Regions from separate parts of the Mus musculus genome. Here region 1 is linked to region 2. Evidence: chromatin contacts called from ENCODE POLR2A ChIA-PET data. All regions are on one chromosome and are shown on one strand. The core of a region is the stretch at or near the end of the contact, and the rest is flanking DNA. Distances in the headings are between cores, read along the strand shown. Region 1 holds the start of Synrg (synergin, gamma). Region 2 holds the start of Hnf1b (HNF1 homeobox B).

What was found. ChIA-PET counts read pairs that join two places held with the same protein, here RNA polymerase II (POLR2A).
Region 1: POLR2A ChIA-PET joins it to region 2 with 38 read pairs in Patski. The contact joins the promoter of Synrg here to the promoter of Hnf1b in region 2. POLR2A ChIA-PET finds 5 or more read pairs at or near these places in 2 of 5 experiments (Patski and embryonic stem cell).

Annotation. Positions count from the first base shown.
Region 1 is chr11:83,961,597-83,966,647 of GRCm38, forward strand. Synrg (synergin, gamma) reads left to right here and starts at 2,835. Exons shown (of 20, transcript NM_194341.2): 1 at 2,835-2,950. The coding sequence starts at 2,880. Ddx52 (DExD box helicase 52) reads left to right here. Exons shown (of 15, transcript NM_030096.2): 15 at 154-1,492. The coding sequence ends at 211.
Region 2 is chr11:83,849,491-83,854,898 of GRCm38, forward strand. Hnf1b (HNF1 homeobox B) reads left to right here and starts at 1,379. Exons shown (of 9, transcript NM_009330.3): 1 at 1,379-1,902. The coding sequence starts at 1,559. It overlaps Gm12576 (a long non-coding RNA gene), which reads right to left and starts at 1,141. Exons shown (of 4, transcript XR_388929.3): 1 at 1,017-1,141; 2 at 1-789.

The DNA of each region.
Region 1 (5,051 bases), core at 1,585-4,084, 110 kb after region 2:
ATGCTAGACCAAGACGTAGGAAACATCTTTGTTCCCAGCTCCTCGGATGCTTTGCTGTATGGTAACTTTTAGCACATGTTTATTTAGCCTCGGTTAGGTTATAGAAGTAAATTCATATGGAATTTCTAATTCAGTATGTCTTCCTTTTCATAGGAAAAAGGTTGCTGGCCAAAACAGCAAGAAGAAAGAAACTCTCAAAGAGAAAAGTTAAAAAATAAATACCTTAGAAGGCAATCCCTGCAGTGTAACTTATGAGCCTGGCATGGATTCTCATGGAGTACTTACAACCATCTTTACCAAACATTTGAAATCCACAAGGATATGAGAGGACAGAATGGTTCTGATGTAGTGATGCATCAAGCTTCACTTTGTAGGTGGGATTTATACAATGAAAATAACAGGCATTGGCATTTCTGCCTGAATCCAGAGAGATACTTCTTATAGAAGAACAAGAGCCGATGCTAAAATAACACCCAAGTGTGGTGAACTCTTAAGGATTTTGCCCTTCAAGTGTGAAGGAAAGTGTGATGCATGCTGTGGAGAGGCGTCTGGAACAGAATTTTAAAATAAAACCTTGAGTTTGAGTGCACCATCCACACTTGTGTGTATGGAGAGCCAGCGCTGTGTGGGATGCAAACAAGAGCAGCAGCACAGGCCAGACACAGGAAGGAGCCTAGCACTCCCTTTAGTGTTTCTTTGTGGTAGGAGCCACAGTAAGGAGGTCCCCCATCTGTGGTTATCCAAATTCCAGAGGATTGGAAACTTGAGCCTGTTGAAATTGACCTGTACTGCACTGGGGAGGAAGCTTATGCTTAGCTGTCATAATGTTGCAACTGTAAGGTTATGATCAGCCTTTCCCTGTCTGACTTCATTCTCCATCATTTAACCATGTTCTTTCCTGTCTCTTTCCACCAAGATGACTGCCTGAAAGCAGATAGCACTCTATCCTATCCTGATGAGGAAGAACATTCCCGTTACACGATACACCTCGTTTCATTGTCTCAGATGCTTATCTTTGCTGAGACTTGATGGGCTTCAGCCACCCTCCACAGAGAACTGTGATCATTTGGACCAAGGCAGTGCACAGTATGCAGGTTTTCCTTAATTACCTGCTTTGTACAGTGGAATAAAAAAGGCTTGGTACAAGTTGAAGCACTTAAGACTGGAGCCTAGAATTTCTCAGGGCCTGTGCTGCCACAGGACTACAACATAAGTGACTGCCAGCAACTGAATTAAGCCTGTTTCCTTTACTCTAGGCAGTTGATACTTTAGTCTAAAATCAGCACAGTAGACCTCCTTTTAAATGTGTATTTGTTTTGAAAAGGGATCTCTGTATCCCAGACTGGCCTGGAACTCACAGCAATCCTCCTGTTTCAGCCCCTTTACTGCTGAGAATACAGACATGAGACTGATATTGAATAGATGGGATAAAGATTTAAAAAAAAAATCAGGCTTCATTTAAATAAACTGCTCTAGAGAATAAAAACTAAAAGTTTGTAATTGTTTTGTTCTTGCAGAGAGTTGAGTCAGTGTATATCCTGAAGTGGGTATACACTTGAAACCATTGCGGCTGCATTTTCATTTTAGACCTTCAGCTTTTCCTGTGTTTTAAGAGTAAAAGTGCCTATCTCTGTGTCTGAAGCTTTGTATGCTAACAGCACCACTCTTTAGCAACTAACGGCAGTGATGAAGTATAGAAACGATTATGTGGTATGGGGCTGTGATCTCAAAGCATCCTAACAAGACTCTTAACACAGGTGGGGAGTGTCCTTGGACGGATGCAGATAGAGATGGTAACAGATCGTGTTGATAATCCCCATTCAGTTATTTTCTCTTTATTTTTTCTGAGCAACCACCCAGTCCATGAAGTAGCTACAAAACTTGTATCAGCTTTTTTTTTAAAAAAAGGGTCAGGAATGGATTTAAACTCCTATACATATCAGTAAGGACTCTCCTATATAAATGCTAGCTTTGACCAGGGAAGAGGAAAAGTGAAATAGTAAACAAGACCAAACAAGGAAAACAGATCTCACAAATAGTGGGCGTGGTCCTAGTTAAAGGACCAAGGACTTTGAGGACATATTGGTGTGGACACACTGCAGCTCCAAGATCTGAGCATATTACAAGAACTTCTTTCAAGATTTTTTTTTCTCATTTCTAAAATAGCAGTAATAACTCAGGGACATCAGACTATTAAATGCACATAAAACTGGTCTAGTAAACTAATAACCTATTATAATTGTCTCAGCGAAAGCTGTAAGGCAAGAAGTGGCAGGGACTGGTTGTGATTGATCCATTATCTAAGAGCTTAACAAACTTACTTTCAACACATTTTACTTCCAGGTAGCTTGGTTAGGGTTGGAGGTGTCAAAGTAAAAATACCCTGTGTAGGTTCAGCATGTGCTCACGGTGCCTCACTATGGCAAAACCGACCACATGAGTAGGGCACCTTGGAGGATATCCTCTTCGTGTGTATTGGGTCCATGTATGCTCTAGATTGACTTAAGTAAAAGGTACTGTCAGTGTCTGTAATAGATGCTGAAGAGAGAGTGCCAAGGGAAACAGCTGTAAAGGCCCTCTAGGATCCGACTGCTGTGTAAAGGAACAGCAGAAAAGCACCTGTGTTCCATCATCTGGTTATATCAGGACCTACTGTGTGCATTAGTGCAGATCCGGGTTTGCAAACTAACTACACCAGCCGCAGTGCTGTGTCTCCTGCAGAATGCCACCGGGGCGCGCCGCTCGTGCCCGGGGGCCATGAAGTCACGTGGGCGCGCAGCCCCGCCCCGTCGTCGGCCCCGACTTGGTGGGGCGGTGTCTGCCCCGGAAGTGCCTGTCTTCGGCTGACAGCTGCTGGCGCGGCGGCGGCCCCGAGCAAGATGGCGCTGCGGCCGGGAGCCGGAGCCAGCGGCGCGGCGGGGGCGGGCGCGGGGCCCGGCGGGGCAGGCAGGTGGGTCGGCGGGGCGGGCGGAGTGGGCAGCCATGGTCGGCGGGGTGGGCAGGTGGGGCCGGGCGCAGGGGCGGCGGTTGCGGGGCGCGAGCGTCCTGGGGACCCGCGGGGAGCGCGCTCGGGTGCAGGCGCCACCGCACCTGCCGCGGGGCCTCGAGCGCCCGCGAGTCCCTGCTAGGCTTGCTGGGCTCGAGCTGCTGTCGGAGCGAAGGCTGTGACGGTCTAGTCGCAAAGCTGGAGGAACCGTTTTAAGACTGTACAGTACTGTCTTTCCTCTCATAGAGCGTCCTGTCCAGTCCTTTTTTCTTTTCTTCACATACAAATAGAAAAATCTGAAGACCTTTGAATTAGTAATTGTCTTGAGATAAAGCCCGTTTAGTAGAAAAAAACATTTGTCTGACTCCTTTTAAAATAGACATTTTGAAACAAAGAAAATTCACTGACCAAGAGCAGTATGCTCCTCTTAAAACAAAAGCTTCCAGACTTTATTGAGCTCCTTTTAAAAATAAAAATCTGCTCTTTGTTCTATTTCAGATAATTTTTAGGCTATGCTCCCTGTATCCAGAATGGTAAAGGGGTGTTTGTAACTCAAGTTCATTTTCATTTGACAAAATGTTTGATTCCAGAAAGTCTGCTCCCCTTTCTATCATGACTCAGTTTGTGTTTATTTAATTAGCTGACATATAGCACACACATTCCGAGATAAAATTAGCTTTTATTTTTAAATATCCTAAGTTATCTTTGGAAAGCGAAGTATTTGGGTTTTTTTTTTAATGTATAGTTTAATTTTGGAATCACCTACACTTCAAATGTGTAAAAGATTTTAAAGTAACCGTCTCCTTCAGGTGCATATTGTGAATACACACACACACACTCATTCACGGAAGGAAAAAAAGCAGTCACTTGAATAAAGCAACGGTGTGTGGCCAGGTTTTCTGCTTCCTCTACAGTCTTTGACTTTAAACTTAAAACATTTTCCTTCCTCCTCTGGTTTTGTCACTGTTTCGTTGGGGTCTTTCATTAGTGAGCATTAGAAATTGCTTTTGCCTGCAGAATATATACAGGATGACAATTTCTAAAGTGGCATTCTATTAATCTAATCAAATGTATGAGTAATAATGGGACCAGTCCTAGAAATTTTCAAAGAATTTCATGTTTTAGGCACAAATGTTTTCAAAAAAAAAAAAAAGGAAGACCCCCTGGGCACAGAAAAATTCAGTGTGTTGCTCAGTTTGGTTTGTAGTATTTTAATGCCACTGGTCCAAGGAGCTGCACTGGAGAATGCCTGTAATCCAGCTCTGAGGAGATGTAGGCAGGAAGATCAGGAGCTCAAAGACATGCTCAGCTATCGGGAGAGTTTGATGTTAGCTTGGGTACCCTGAGATCCTGTCTTAGGGGAAAGAGCATGGGCAATAAACTCATGTGCACTCCAACAGGTAGTAAATCCATAGGAGACACAAAGTGATTACAATGGTTGTTGAAGGGTATTTGGTGTTACATTTGTTAGATACTTTTGGGGGCTGAGAAACTGTATACTCAGGAATATTTTGGTTTGGGGAAAGCGATACTAAGAGCTGAAGTTATCTATAAGAAACCTAACAAAGTAGCAGAGTATAACTGAAGAAAAACAGAAGCCAACACTCTTCTTTCGAAGCTTTCAGTGGGAGAAAGAAATTACCAGCTGCAACTGACTCTGAGGGCTGCCTTCTGCCTTGGATACTGTTTCTTAAATACTTTCTTTTAGCTACTTAGTTTCCTTAAAGGCTAGCCAAAGGCAGCCACATGCAAACAACCGCTTTCGCCTCTTGCACTGAATGGACTATCCTAGAGTAAATGCTTGAGACGGATAAATGACAGTATTTGCCTTTAACCAAGTAAAGCAACAGAGTTGAGAACAGTCTGGGTGAGTCTTTAGTGACCCCACTTGTAATCATGTGGAATGACTACACATGTAAATGTGTAAAATGTTGTTTATTTTAGCTCAGGCTAGAGTTGAACAGATAGCCCAGGGCAGTCTCAGATTTGTGATCTGACTACCTCCATCTCATTATTGCTAGGTCTGTGGACTCCACCACCCTGATCTAAGTATCATTATTCTTGG
Region 2 (5,408 bases), core at 129-2,628:
TGTGCGTGTGCGTGTGCGTGTGCGTGTGCGTGTGCGTGTGCGTGTGCGTGTGCGTGTGCGTGTGCGTGTGCGTGTGCGTGTGTGTGTGTGTGTGTGTGTGTGTGTGTGTGTATGTGTGTGTGTGTAAGCAGTTTCCTTCCCTGCAGCTCAGGTCCCTGCCTGGAGGTCTGGGTGCGGCTTGTGCCTCCTTGCTTCCTCTCCGGGTCCCAGGGGAGATGTGGCAGAAACTCCTGCCGTGCTGTGCCGAAAGGCTCAGAGCTTCCTTCCGGACCAGACCTGGGTGGGGGAAAAAACATTTTTTTTTCTTCAGTGGCTTTAGGGGTGCCTGCTCTAGGTGGCATACAAGACTCCTGCCACCACCACAGTGAACTTGTGTTTATAGAGCGCGATTCTTAACTCCCGGTACAACGGACTTCCTAGAATTAAGAACCAAAACAGTGGTCCTGGGTAATCCAGAGCTGCAACAGTCGGTCCAGCCACAGGTCAATCTACACATTCACTACTAGAAAGGAGACTCCGTAGCCCTAGTTTTGGGTGCAGAGCTCAGGCGCTGTTGGGTTCCGGGTTTAGGCAGAAGGCGAGCTCCAGGTGTCCTGCTCCCCCTTGGCTTGGCGGGGCAGGTAGCTGGTGAGCCCTGCAGCGGCAGAGCTCCACTTTCGCTACTCCCTCTGGCCATAAACGAATCGGCGTCTCCTTTCAAGGGTCCCGCAGGCCTCTAGCACGTTAACAACGCGCGGTCCTGGTCAGGAATCCGGCAAATCCAAACTACCAGGCGGAGCTGAGGAGGACCTGGAGAGCAGTAACCGAGGTAAAAAGAAATGGGGTCCCTCCAATTCGTTGTAACCGCGCCTAAAGCCACTCTTATTCCTGGCGCCCATTCCCAAAGAATCTGATTCGCCACCATCTGACTACATCTCCAGGCTTGCTACCTGCAGACAACCTGGAGGCTTTCTGCTCTCCTCACCCTCCCCCCCTCCCCCTTGCCAAGGCACCCCAACTTTGTCCAGCTCTCTCACCTGAACCCCCGAAGCGCAGTTTCTTCTTTCTGGACTAAAGCCGAACCTGTCGCTAGTGGAAAGGTCCCCCACCCCCACCCAGCCCAGGCTGCAAGCCGCTTGCTTTACCAGTCCAAAGGTCACCTAAAGTTTGGCTGATAAACAGAATCGGTAGAGAAGATTTGGAGCCCCCCAGCGTGAGTAGAATGGGCTCTGGCAAGTCCCAATCCCGGCCCAAGTCTCTCGCTCCGTTGGACTGTCCCTTAGGTTCTCCCACTTTCTCGGTTTTTCCCCCCTCCCCACCACCATTTGCATCTTGCCGAAAGCTGAGCCCTTCCCACTCATTTGCATATCTTATATGGCCTAATGGTGGAGATCATGGCAAGTTAGAAGTTTTCTGACTCCTCTCGGAGGAGTCTCCGGGACCCCAGAGAGTAACAGGTGTCTGAAAGCTAAAGGGTGGAGGGGTTCCAGGACTTGGAGTTCTCTTGTAAAACTCCCCTCCACCCTCCTCTCTCACACCCACCCATCCCCTCAACCCCTTCTTTTTCCGTCCTTGGAAAATGGTGTCCAAGCTCACGTCGCTCCAGCAAGAACTCCTGAGTGCCCTGCTGAGCTCCGGAGTCACCAAGGAAGTGCTGATCCAGGCCTTGGAGGAGTTACTGCCGTCCCCGAATTTCGGGGTGAAGCTGGAGACACTGCCCCTGTCCCCCGGGAGCGGGGCGGATCTCGACACCAAGCCGGTTTTCCATACTCTCACCAATGGCCACGCCAAGGGCCGCTTGTCTGGGGACGAGGGCTCAGAGGACGGCGACGACTATGACACTCCTCCCATCCTCAAAGAGCTCCAGGCGCTCAACACCGAGGAGGCCGCGGAGCAGCGGGCCGAGGTGGACCGGATGCTCAGGTAGGCAAGCGAGCGAGGTACGCCCTGGAGCCCGAGCAGTCTCTGGAGTCCCCGGCCCCTCACCGGAGGCATGAGGTGTACACTGCTCTCCCCAAGCCCCTTCCCCACGGGAAAAATAGCCCGGGGGCACTCCGCTTCTCTGCTAACTATTGAACCTGGCCCTCCACCGGGCGACCTGGAACCCCCAGGCTTCGTCTGCCTCCACCTATGCGGGCAGCCTGGACCCAGGCACTTTGTTGGTGGTACCCAGTCACGAGAACCGAAGGTGCGGAGCCTTAGGTCACATGACCAGAGGGGCTGGTGGGTGCAGCGAAAAGGCTGCAATTGCCCCCGGACCCACCAAACTTCCCAAACCCCAAGCCACGTATTAATCCCTGCGATCTGCAGTTCTCTGCAAAAGACCTGGCAGCATCAGTGGCCGAGGCCTGGGAAGCAAGTTCTCTGATTGTGTCCTTACAGAGCCAAGTTTAGAATTATAAAGTGGAAAGTTTGTTGTAGGGTCACCAGTGCCGGGCAAAAGAAACCATGAACAAAGGGAGAGAGAATAGGTGCTCCTAAGACCACCATGCCCTTTTGCAGAGGTGGGCGTGTACGCATCTCACTAACGACACCCCAGCAGGCTTAGGGGAGCCCAGGCTGGCTGGCGGTCCCTCCGGTGGCTGGGATCACTTGCCGGTCCTCTCGCCCGGGCCTACGCTTTGACAGCTAGTTACTAATTATCCAAGGAGCCAAGCGGCTCCCTTAGACTGCGCGTCGCTCCGGGGCCACTTGGCTTCAGAAAGGAGCCCCTCGCGTGGCCTCTGACTCTTAAGCCCTGCGGCTTCAAAGTTTCAGAGTTCCGGAGTGACTGTGGCGGCCTCCCTGGCTCGGCTTCCTCTCCTGCAGCGCGCGCTTGGGGTGGGATATGACCTTGCATTTGAATTTGCGCTTTGGGGACCCGGCCGCTCGCCCTCTAGCCAAGGCAATCTGGAGGACTTCTAAAAGTTTTTTGTTTTTTTTGTTTTTTTAACCCCTAAAATGATTTTGCTCTAATTTAAAAGCTTGGGTTTCTTTCGTTGCTGTTTCTCCACGTAGCAATGATTTTTTTTTTCCCCCTCTGGCTGAGTTTAGCGGCCTGGATGGTGTCAGGGGTAGAGGGTACAGACTGAGGTACCGAGCCCCTCGGAAGGTTTGGGACGGCAGGCTGGCAGAAAATTTATCCTGGGGCCTGGCTCAGGGACCCGGCATCCCGTCGCCAGCCCCCTGGGGCCTAGGTCCTTCCTCCTGAGAGCCACTGTCTAGTTCGCCTCGGAGCCGACTTAGGGAAGCCCGGGAGGCCGAGGGCGCCTCTCCACCGTGGTCCCCACCCCGGGCTGGACAGAGCGGAGATGTAACATAAACTGCAGCACGTGGAGTTGGGGTGTTATTAATTTATTCCTATAAATCATCAACAGAAAGTACACAAAACGTGATTAGGTTGAAAAGAGAGGCGGGTTATTCATTGGTGAAGTTGTAAACTCGGCTTAGAAAGGGAAGGAAATCAAAACGCAGGAGGGGGTGCTCGCCGGACACACGCGCGGAGGTACGGGACGCACCCCCAGGTCCCCGCGCTGCTCTGGGAAGCCGACACCCGCAGAGCTCTGCGGGCGCAGAGTCTCTGAGTCGGGGGTCTTAGGACCTGGGCCTTCTTCCCACCCCCAAGCCATGGGGAGCAGAAGGAGAGGAGCCCAGACTCTAGCTGGGGTGAGGACCCAGGGCACACCCTGAAGCTCTGTCCCATTCGCAAGCTGGTGCCGCCTTCCCTCCCCTGGGCCTGGAGCGTCTGACTTTATTAAAGTAATTTTTCAAGAAATTGCTAGCGGCTCGCAGGTCACCGCGCAGCCGACTGCAGGGTACCGGGCACTCTCTTTTGTTTTTCTCTTCCCGCTCCACCCCCTTGTTCCCCTGTAAGTCAGAAAGAAAAGAAAGGTGTGCGGGGGAGGAGGGTCACTCGGTGGCGCGCCTGGTCGCCTTTACCCTGGCTGGAAGAACCTGGCCAGAGTGGAGGGTTGCAAACGGCGGTGTCGCGCGCTCCCCGGCTGCGGGTCGGAGGCTGGTGTGCCCCAGGGGCTTAGGAGACCTGGTGGGCCACCTAGGGACCAAGGCCCCTGGTTCCCCGCGAGCCGGGACCCAGAGAGTCTCTGCTCCTGGGAAGCAAAGTCACCCTTGAGGAAGGAGCGGGCTGGACGTTGTGGCCACTGTGGGTTTGCTTTTGACACCTGCGCTGGCTCTACAAAGGCCGAGCGCTCCTCGCTACAGCGAGTTTCTCCTAGGGAGGAAACTGTATTTCCCAATAACTCTTTACCTGGGCCTCAGAGCTCTCTTCCGTAGGGAATATGCGGGGCATTCTGGGATCCGAGAAGTTTTTTTTTTTTTAGTTTTTCAGGTTTTTTTTTTTTTTTTTTGTTTTTTAAGATATAACTACGCCATCTTAACCCCCAATTCAAATATTTTTAATTCAGGGCCTGAAGGTTTTGTCTCAACGGTTTTTCTTTTGTTTTGTTTTTCTTTTTTCTTAATCATCTCGCTGTTAATTCCCCTTTTCACGGAACCACTCACGTTTAGAACACACTCTTATGCTAGGTTTTTTTTAGGTACGTAGAATAACCGGTAAAGAAGCTAAACAAAGGAAAAATGGCCAAACGATCTGTTAAAGCGATACAGTGGTAATTTTTAAAACCCAAATACTGTTTTCTCTAACTTTTGAAGCTATGGTTCGTATCTGTTAGAAATGTTTTTCCACCCTAAAAATATCTGTGGAAATGTTAACCAACAATGAGCTTTTAGACGATCGCTGTTATTTACGTGGTTATGTTTAAAATGTTGATTGCCGTGTTTTCCTCCTGCTCAGGATGAATTCTCCAGGTCTGACACTGGAACGCAGTTCCTCTGCTTTTTTTCTTACTATTTCATTATGTTGTTCTACTTTCTGGGCCTTAATAAATGCTTGAGGAATTAGTTAATTTATGTACCATTAATGTGAACGTTTACAATTCACAAAAACATCTCATTCGAAAGCCTGGCTTCTCACGAATCCGATAGCAAAGGCTTGCTGAAATAGCCACAATTCAAATGCTATACAATATCTCCCTTGATTGCTGGAGATTTTTAACGCGTTAAACAAACTAATTGATTTTTTTCAGGCACCATTGAAAAAAATAATTGTTTTACCACTGTATCTAATTTGGCCTCAGCTTCAACACCAATTTTTATTGTTTCATCTGAACCCAATTTTCTCTTTGCTTTTTGATGTCTTGTTAAGCTAATATATTGTGTGTATATGTTTGTGTATATTATATATCAACATGTAGTGAAGAATTGTTTCTATAGCTGCATTAAATAACTCATATACATACTTGTATTGTTCCTTTAATACTTTTGATCTGTGCTGTGCCTTATGAGACTTGGTCTCTTATGATTCTTAGAGACTTTCTTAGTCTCTTCATTTCAATGACAGTTCTCATTCTAAGTCACCTATTTAACAAGCA